2 separate regions of the Homo sapiens genome follow, and region 1 is linked to region 2. Evidence: chromatin contacts called from ENCODE Hi-C or POLR2A ChIA-PET data. All regions are on one chromosome and are shown on one strand. Each heading gives the region's core, a stretch centred on a gene start or an enhancer-like site at or near the end of the contact. The rest is flanking DNA. Distances are from core to core; before and after follow the strand shown.

Region 1 (4,572 bases), core at 934-3,433, 81 kb after region 2:
GCGCCACCTTCCTCTAGCTCATGGAAGTGGACATTTAGTCAGTGCTGATGTGGGGAATCCCTGAGGGGCCACTAGAGCACAAAAGTCAGTCTTAAGCCAGGGTGGCATAGCTAGGAGGGCTTCCAGGGAGAAGTGATTCACACCTCAAAAAAGCCTGAGAACATCAACCAAGAGGCTTGGGACTTTGTTTTATCACAGCTCGTTATGTAAACCAGTGGCCAGTCTCCAACACACAGTCTGTGCTCAGTAAACATCTGTTGAATGCACGAATGAGCCAGGCATAAGGGGGTGTTAACTTCAAAATGTTTTTAGTAGTAGTAGTGAGCTCCCTGTAAGTGAGAGAAGCCAGGGAGCTGTTAAATGGCTCCTCCTCTGGATTCTCGTCTTAGGGAAGGGTGAAGGCCTAGGACAGCCTAAATCTCTTCCATGCCAGGGCAGTGTGGGGGTAACCTACAGTCACCTGGAAAGGGAATCACATCCAAACAAAGCAATCCACATTCGCGGAGTGGGCTAAACTTAGAACCCCAGACCTCTCTGCCCCTCAGTGGCCGCTGGCCTAGTCCACCCGCGCCTGGCCGCACGACCCCCGGCCCTGAAAAGCCCTGGGCCTCGCCCCGTAACTCCCTCCTAGCTCTGGACGCTTGGGGCGGGCAGCGGGAGCTGACGCAGCTGCCAGCGCCCTTGGAAGACTCGGGCTCCGGGAGGCGAGGCGAGGCGCGACTGTGGGACGCAGTGCAAGCTGGGAGTCACCCCCTCGGCATGACCCCCTTCGCATCACCCCGGACGGAGCTCAGCCCGCCCCCGCAGCCAGAGCCCCTGCTGCTGCGGGGAGGGAAGGAGGAAAGGATGCGGCCCATTCTCCTTCCAGCTCTGGACCCACAGCAGCCCCTGAGGAGAGCAAAGGTCACCTGGTGGCCATCGAGCAGCCCAGGCAGAGGCAAAACTCTTTATCTGAGGAATTCAGAAGTAATGAGACTTCCCTATACCATTTGGTTCCTAGCTCCGGTCCAACAAAATTTCCAAGTAATTAGAATTTCTATACATCTCTGCAAATGCATGCCTGTCCAAACTCATTGTGCAACAACCCTTGCTGACTGGCATTAGGCACCAAAATGTCTACAAATGTAATCATTTATCATGACCTATGTGGCTAGTGTGGTCCAAGTTACCCTTAAGCTCCCTCTTTAAGGTCCATAAATGCCCCTAAGGAAAATCCCTAAGTCCTCTAGCTGAGGCGCCCCTCTGCACTCTTCTGTAGTGCTTTTTCTTTTTCTTTTAATTATTTTTATTTTTTTATTAATTATTATTATTATTTTTTTTGAGATGGAGTCTTGCCTCACTCTGTCTCCCAGGCTGGAGTGCAGTGGCCGGATCTCGGCTCACTGCAACCTCTGCCTCCTGGGTTCAAGCGATTCTCCTGCCTCAGCCTCCCAAGTAGCTGGGACTACAGGCAAGTGTCACCACTCCCAGCTAATTTTTGTATTTTTAGTAGAGACAGGGTTTCACCATGTTGGCCAGGCTGGTCTTGAACTACTGTCCCCAAGTGATCCACCCGCCTCGGTCTCCCAAAGTGCTGGGATTGCAGGCGTGAGCCACCGCGCCCTGCCTTGGTAGTGTTCTATATAATGAAACTTTCCTTTTCAAACCTACACTGCCCTCCGTAGTGCAAACCGAACAGCCAGTGCTGAGGCGCAGAGACGCCTCAGGCACCAGGTGGGAGCAGGCAGGAAAGGCACGTGTGCGAAAAGGGAGGAAAAGGGGACGGAGAGCTCACTGGCCAGGGGAACGGAGTCGGTGACAGAAAGGGCTGCTGGCCGTGTGGGGTGTGTGGGCTGTGTGGGGTGGGGTGTGTGGTGTGTGTGTTTTGCGTATTTTTAATAGAGACCGGGTCTGGCCAGGTTGCCCAGGCTGGTCTCAAACTCCCCTTCCCGTCCTGGAACCCCTTGGACTCCCCAGTTCGTAAGGCCAGTGCAGAGATCCTGGGGAGGGAGAAGCAGGGCCAGCTACCACCGCCCTTCCGCTCCAGACGGTCCCGCAGATTGGCCAATCCCGGCCGCCCAGCCAGATGCTTCCCGGTGACTCAGCGCCCGGCGTGTCACGTGACGGCGGGTGGGCACCCGCGCAGGGGCCGCTGGGAGTCCCGCGCTGCCTCCCCTGCCCCCGCGCCGGGGCCACGTCCCCCAGCCAGGTCCCTTCTTCCTGCCGTGTCCCCAGGGCAGGACCGCATCGGAGAGAGTCCGGGAGGAGGCCGCGCTCCTGGGGGCTGGAGACCCGGCGGCGGTGGCCACTGCGCGCTGTTCCAGCCTTGAGGGAGGGAACCGCGGGCCTGGGTCCGCCTTGGGATTTGGGAACCGGTTTCCTGCCGGGTTGACCTAACTTGAGCCTTCAGTAGTTCCGGGGCGGGTGTTGTGGTCTCCGTTCCAAAGTCGGGAAAACGGTATCTGGGCTGGCGAAGGGCCGCGAGGGTGGTGGGAGGACCCTGTGGCTGCGCCGAACAGACCGCGGGAACCCACACTGAGTGGGGTGGGACGGGCTGCCACCCCGGCTTTGTCAGCCCCATGCCCCCTTCTCGCCCTTCATCCTCTGCTCCCTCACTTAGGCTCCAATTCCTCCTGATTTTGTTCTGTTTTTCCCTTCGGGCATCCAAGGCAGCCACCTGCCCAGGCCTGGGCCTGTTCAAACACTGTCTCCGCTGTACTCCCTAGCTCCTTGAACCCCTACATTGTCTGCATTCAGGAAGTTTTGTGGCTTTTTAGGATTTTTTTTAAACACAGGGTCTGGCTCTGTTGCCCAGGCCGGAGTGCAGTAGTGTGATCATAGCTCACTGTAACCTCGAACTCCTGGGCTCCAGCCATAGGAAGCTTTTAATAAAACAACCTTTGCTCCGACCGCACCCTGGCCTTGCTGGATAAAGCCAGGCCTCTCTCTTGGGTTACAGCAGGCCCTTCAGGACTTGGCTGCCCCTCTCTGTTCCAGCTTCTCCTGATGTTCCTCGCTCACCCCAGAACTCCTTTCCCAAAACTGAGGGAACTCCAGCTTGTCCTTAAGATCTCAGCTCTGCCCAGTGGTCTCCTTAGACTGGGTGTGAGGGTCCCGCTGTGGACTCCCTGAGCTTAGGGAGAGGGCAGATTTGTTCCTGCTCTCTCAGGCCCAGTTTAGGCCTCAAGACAAGAGCCCAGGTTGTCTCCTCAGAGCTCAGAATGCTGCCACCACGTGTGGTCAGACCACTATTGGCCCAGCTCTAACCAGTAACTGGAGCAAGGCTTAGGATTGCTGAGAAAGATTGGGGGCAGCAGAGAAGCTTCTAAGAAAAGGTTAAATAACACACCTCTTTTTCTTGTTGTTGTTTTTGTTTTTTTGAGACGGAGTCTTGCTCTGTCGCCCAGGCTGGAGTGCAGAGGCGCGATCTCGGCTCACTGCAACCTCCGCCTCCTGGGTTCAAGCGATTCTCCTGCCGCAGCCTCCCAAGTAGCTGGGAGTACAGGCATGTGCCACCACGCCCAGCTAATTTTTGTATTTTTAGTAGAGATGGGATTTCACCATGTTGGCCAGGATCTCGATCTCCTGACCTCGTGATCCACCTGCCTTGGCCTCCCAAAGTGCTGGGATTACAGGCATGAGCCACCGCGCCCTGCGGATACTCCTCCATTAAGAAAAACATATTGGCCGGGCGCGTTGGCTCACGCCTGTAATCCCAGCACTTTGGGAGGCTGTGGCGGGTGGATCACGAGCTCAGGAGATCGAGACCATCCTGGCTAACATGGTGAAACCCGTCTCTACTAAAAATACAAAAAAAATAGCCGGGCGTGGGCCGGGCGCGGTGGCTCATGTCTGTAATCCCAGCACTTTGGGAGGCCGAGGCGGATGGATCACAAGGTAAGGAGATCGAGACCATCCTGGCTAACAGTGAAAGCCCGTCTCTACTAAAAATACAAAAAAATTAGCTGGGCATGGTGGCTGGCGCCTGTAGTCCCAGCTATTCGGGAGGCTGAGGCAGGAGAATGGTGTGAACCCGGGAGGCGGAGCTTGCAGTGAGCTGAGATCACGCCACTGCACTCCAGCCTGGGCAACAGAGCGAGACTCCATCTCAAAAAAAAAAAAAAAATTTGAAAAGGCAAAATGAAGACCAGTCCGAAAAGGTGGCCATAGGATGACCTTTGGGATTCTCTAGGCATGGCACCTCTCTGACTTATTCACCATTGATGAGGCTGGGCTCTGATGAGTAGATTGATAAGATATAGCTAGCTTCTGTCAGGTAGAAAAGATGACCCAAGATAATGGGCTTATTACCCTGCAGCGCAGCAGGTACTTTTGGATGTAACTCAGCAATCTTATTCCAGCATTGCTTTTTCAGTGCCTCTGAGTATTTCAGTCTCTCCAGTTCCCTTTGAACTAGTGTTTCCACCATTATAGTTTCTTAACACCTGAAGTAACCTTTGGTACATACATTAAAGACAGTCATGTTTATAACTTTGGAAATTATATCCTGTGACACATTTGGAGACTGTCTCACCAAGATGTCCAATTGGTTTTGGCTGCCAGAGCCAATTACACTTTGTTGCACGTGACATT
Region 2 (4,591 bases), core at 761-3,260:
ATAAAAGCAAATTCCTCACCATGGCCGGCCCCTCCCACCACCACTACACCTTCGGCTCTCCCTCTCCACCACACCCTGTTGTTCCACTGGCCTTCCCTCAGTTCTCTGGATAGCCTCCCCCTGCAGCCTCCCCTGAGGTCAGATGCCCACAGGTGTGACTCACTCCTACTCATCTTCCAGCTTCCGATGGAAGACTCTCTTTGTCTCCCAGGTCCCAGCCCTCTCCTGTCCTGCTTCCCTGCCCTTCTCTGTCACGGTACCAGCCTCTGTTGTAGCCACAGTTCTGTGTGAATTGATCTGGCACATATCCAGCTCTCCTAGTACAGCAGCTCCAGGAAGGCAGGACTGGTTCTATTTGTGGCCAAGAGCTTAGGATGTGGTGGAGTCTCAGTTTGTTGAGTGAATTTTTTACATTTATTTTTTAATTTTTTGTTTTTTATTACCAGTAGTTGAACATAGATGTTGAGTGAATAGATACCCATCTCACAAGCAAGGAAACTGGGGCTTAGAGACAGTAAGAATCCAACCCTGGACTGTTTGACTGTGCTGTGCTCCATGGTGAGCCACAGCCAGCTCTAGGCAGAGTCAGGACAGGTTCAGATGAGTGTTAGGAAAAAATGAGTATACAATGCTCAGCCCTGTGCCTGGCAGGTGGTCGGCACCTAGCATTATTCCCTGCCTCCGTGTGGACCAGGGCCCCAAGAAGCAGGGGCTTGCCCCTCACACCCCATCCTGGATTCCGGCAGCAGGGATCCCTGGGGACATGTGATTGTCCCTCCCAGCCCTGCACCGCTTAGTAAGGGGGACTTACTAAGCGTCCCCCTAAAGCTACCCACATCAACTTACGCTCAAAGTAAAAACAGAGTTCCTTGGACAGGTGTGCCTGAAAGTGAGTCCCTGAACCTCCTCTCCCCAATTAGACTGCTGCCCCGGGTGCTGTCCGGGAGAGGGTCTGGTGCCGCCCTGACTTGGCAGCGCTTTTCCTGGATGTGCCCTAGCCGTCCCCACCTCCTGCTGAGTTCTGTGAGTCAGAGACGGAACCCTGGGGTCTCCTGGCAGGCCCCACAGTAAGGCCTGGGCCCCCGCACGTTGCAGCCTTTCCTTCCAGACCAGCGGACAAGCCTGGTCTGGAACTATGCTCCTCTCCAGCCATGGCCAACCTGAAGACCCCCACCCCCAGCCGCTGCCAGCCCCTGCCCTGGGGCTCTGCTGTGCCCCTCTCCAGCCCCTGGGCCCTCGGACAGCGCCCCCGTCCTCCCGGCTGTTAGCCTGGGAAGGGGGCCAGGCCCTGAGCTCAGACCTTGGCGATTCCAGAGTGTCTGAGGCCCAGAGCCAGCCCCGCCAGCACGGCCAGACGAAAGGAAAGGGGGGAGGTGGCAGGGTGGGCACCAGGAAGCCATTCCGAGGGGGCTGGCAGGGAAGCTGGGTTCTAGCTTTGTTCTTTCTGCTCCTCTTCTGGACCCCACAGACTTCCTCCTGGGACCTCCGTGAGCCCTGGCCAAAGGCTGTCCCCACCCTTTAGCCCTTTCCTCAGAGGGGATTGGACCAGCACTAACGAGAAGTTACTTTGGGGCCCTGAGACCCCCACGTTTGCAAGGGAGGCTGGGAAAGAGCTGGAAGGCCTGGGCTCCGGCTCCACCCGGCCTCCATCGTCAGTGTGACCCGGCAGGGCCACCTCTCTCCCTCAGCCTCGGTATCTCGCTCTACGCAGGCCTCCCCGCCCCGCCCCGCCCGGAGGAATCCGCGGCCGGCCAGACGGTCCCAGGTGAGGGCCCTCTGGAAAGGGCCCAGCGCGGCCGCGGGTTCCGGCGGGGGCGGGCATCTGGGGTGGGGACTGTCCCCGCGCCACCCCCCAGCCTCCGCCAGCCTGCACACCCTCGCTTCTCCAGGCGGCAGAGGCGACGCTTTAAACAACAAAAAAAAAAAAACTGTGTCCCTGGCCCGGGGCCAGCGTCCCAGCCCCCCTCGCCGCCGCCGCGCCGCGCTCCAGCCAGGGAAAACAACTGCTCACTTCTCCCTGAGCCCTCCCCGCGCGCTCCCTGCCTCCCCGCGGCCGCGGGAGAGGAGCCCGGCCAGGGGGAGGCGCGGAGCGGGCCGGCCGCCCGGCCTTCCTCTCCCTCGCTCCTCCTCTCCGCCTCAACTTGCTCCGGCCTCCTCGCTCCTGCCTGAGTTCGGGGCCTGGTCTGGGCTTCGTCCTGGGGCTGGGAAGTTTCTGCGCTCCCCGCTGTCCAGTCTGCATCTCCGCGCCTCCCGCCGGGCCCCCGCGGTCCCCTCCCGCCCGCTTCCCCCGCTGCCCTCCCTCGCTGCCCCCTACCCTCTCCCGGGGCTCCCGGCCCTCTACTCCCTTCGGGCGCGGGCCCCTCGCCCCGCCCGGGCGCGCCCCCCCTCCCCCGGGTCCTGCGGCCCCGGATGCCCGGGCCCCGAGGGGCTGCTGGCGGCCTGGCCCCTGAGATGCGCGGGGCGGGGGCGGCGGGGCTGCTGGCGCTGCTGCTGCTGCTGCTGCTGCTGCTGCTGGGCCTGGGCGGCAGGGTCGAGGGGGGGCCGGCCGGCGAGCGGGGCGCAGGCGGGGGCGGGGCGCTGGCCCGCGAGCGCTTCAAGGTGGTCTTTGCGCCGGTGATCTGCAAGCGGACCTGTCTCAAGGGCCAGTGTCGGGACAGTTGTCAGCAGGGCTCCAACATGACGCTCATCGGAGAGAACGGCCACAGCACAGACACGCTCACGGGCTCCGGCTTCCGCGTGGGTGAGGGCCGGGGGCACGGCTGGGGGCAGGGGAAGGACAGGCACCAGGCCCGGTGGGAGAGCTAGTGGGGTCTTGGCCTTAGAGACTGGGGGCTGAGGGTATAAAGGGCAGAGATCCGAGGGCCTGGGGGACCAGGGGCCTCAGGGAACTTGGGAGGCTGGAACTCTGGGGGCCAGAGTTGGAGGGCTGCATGGAGGCCTGGACTTTGAAGCTTTGCGTTAGGGTTGGGGCCTAAGGGGTGGGGAAATGCAGAGGTCCTGGATGACACTGGCTTCCCAGAAGGTGCTGAGTTCTGAGCAGGAGCACACAGGGTTTTTGAGGAATGTGAGCCGGGGACAGGAAGCCTCAGAGAAGGGCTAAATATTCCCGCAAGAAGCAGACTTGCTGGAAGAAACAAGAAAAGTCTTTACAAAATGTCTAAAGTAGGGCCTGCCAGAGTAGACACCTGCATTCCCTGGGAGGAGGAGCTAAGGTCAGGGCTGGGGATGGGAGCCGGCTACTGGCAAGGTCTGAGTAGGGAGGGTGTTGAGGCCTAAAAGTAGGGTGCAGGCCTGAAGGTAGGGACTAGTTCGGGGTTCTCAGCCTCTCCTTTTCCAATGCCTCCCCATAAGCTCCTAACATCCTGCCTCAGAGGCCCTCAGGGCCCCCCTCATCCTCCCCCAAGCCCCTACACCCTCCCCAGTTCAGCTTGGAGTCCACCCCCTCCCCAGCATCTCTCTTTAAAGGGCCAGGCCTGGGGCTCAGTCATCCTCCTGCTAGGCCCCGTGGGCCAGGCTCGGGGAGGTGTCCCAGCAGTAATTACCCTCCTGGACAGGGTAATTAGGCCAGGCCCAGGATGGCACCAGCAAAACAGCCCCTCTTACACATTCCTATATTCACTCTCCCACTCACAGAGCTAAGGAACCCCACTCATGTGGCTCAAATTTGTCATGAGATGGGGTGTGCGTGCGTGTGTCTGTGCGCATATTGCCCCTGTGTCTGGGGTCATGCCATGGGCATGGCGTGGCACACTGTGAAGTACCCGTCTTTGTGTTGTCTTGGGTGTGTGTCTCTAGTCGCTGTTAGAGAGTATGTGGGAATGTTTTTGTTTTTGTGTTTTTGAGATGGAGTTTTGCTCTTGTTACCCAGGCTGGAGTGCAATGGCGCAATCTCAGCTCACTGCAACCTCCCCCTTCTGGGTTCAAGTGATTCTCCTGCCTCAGCCTCCCAAGTAGCTGGGATTACAGGCATGCGCCACCACGCCTGGCCAATTTTTTTGTATTTAGTAGAGATGGAGTTTCACCATGTTGGTCAGCCTGGTCTCAAACTCCTGATCTCGAGTGATCTACCTGCCTCGGCCTCCCAAAGTGCTGGGATTACAGGTGTGAGCCACTGCGCCCGGCCAAATGTATGGGAATGTTTATGTGAACCTGTGTTGGTGTCAGGATGAGTCTCTGTGTGTGTGTGACAAGAGGACTGTGGGTGTGAGTGTACGTGTGTCCATCTCCCAGGCTCCCTGGCCATCCTGCCCAGGCTGCTGTCTCCATCTGTGCTGCCCACATCCCCCAGGCTCGGTGCCCAGGCCACAGTGGGCGGGTGTCATTGGGAGGTCACTCTCACCGCTATGAGTGACTCACTGGCAGAAAGGAAAAAGAGAATCCTACCTCCCCCCGCCCAGGACACACCCCTCTGCTCTGTGAGGCCTGGCCCCAAGAGGCCAGGCAGGATGGGCTGGGCTGGGATGTGCTTAGCCTGACCCTGAGGGCCATGGATATGGGCTGTCCCTGTGAGGCCCTTCTGGCATCCAGGAGAGCAGCACCCCCGCCCTCCTGCCCTCCTGCCCTGGGAAGTGAGGGCAGCCATGGGGTGGGC

The links. Hi-C counts contacts between places; a loop is a spot of excess contacts on that map. ChIA-PET counts read pairs that join two places held with the same protein, here RNA polymerase II (POLR2A). Pooled maps may share reads with other maps.
Region 1: a pooled map shows a loop between it and region 2 (2.3-fold over the local background). The contact joins the promoter of ENEMAL here to the promoter of LTBP3 in region 2. A Hi-C loop is called at or near these places in 7 of 50 pooled maps. POLR2A ChIA-PET finds 5 or more read pairs at or near these places in 9 of 52 experiments (BJ, CD4-positive, alpha-beta memory T cell, GM12878 and 6 more).

Annotation. Positions count from the first base shown.
Region 1 is chr11:65,475,098-65,479,669 of GRCh38, reverse strand. It overlaps ENEMAL (enhancer lncRNA neighbor of NEAT1 and MALAT1), which reads left to right and starts at 2,183. Exons shown (of 1, transcript NR_186313.1): 1 at 2,183-2,893. RefSeq lists a cis regulatory region at 1-96, enhancers at 1,870-1,959, 1,795-2,390 and a silencer at 2,130-2,259.
Region 2 is chr11:65,555,778-65,560,368 of GRCh38, reverse strand. It overlaps LTBP3 (latent transforming growth factor beta binding protein 3), which reads left to right and starts at 2,010. Exons shown (of 28, transcript NM_001130144.3): 1 at 2,010-2,740. The coding sequence starts at 2,410. RefSeq lists silencers at 1,732-1,891, 1,942-2,181.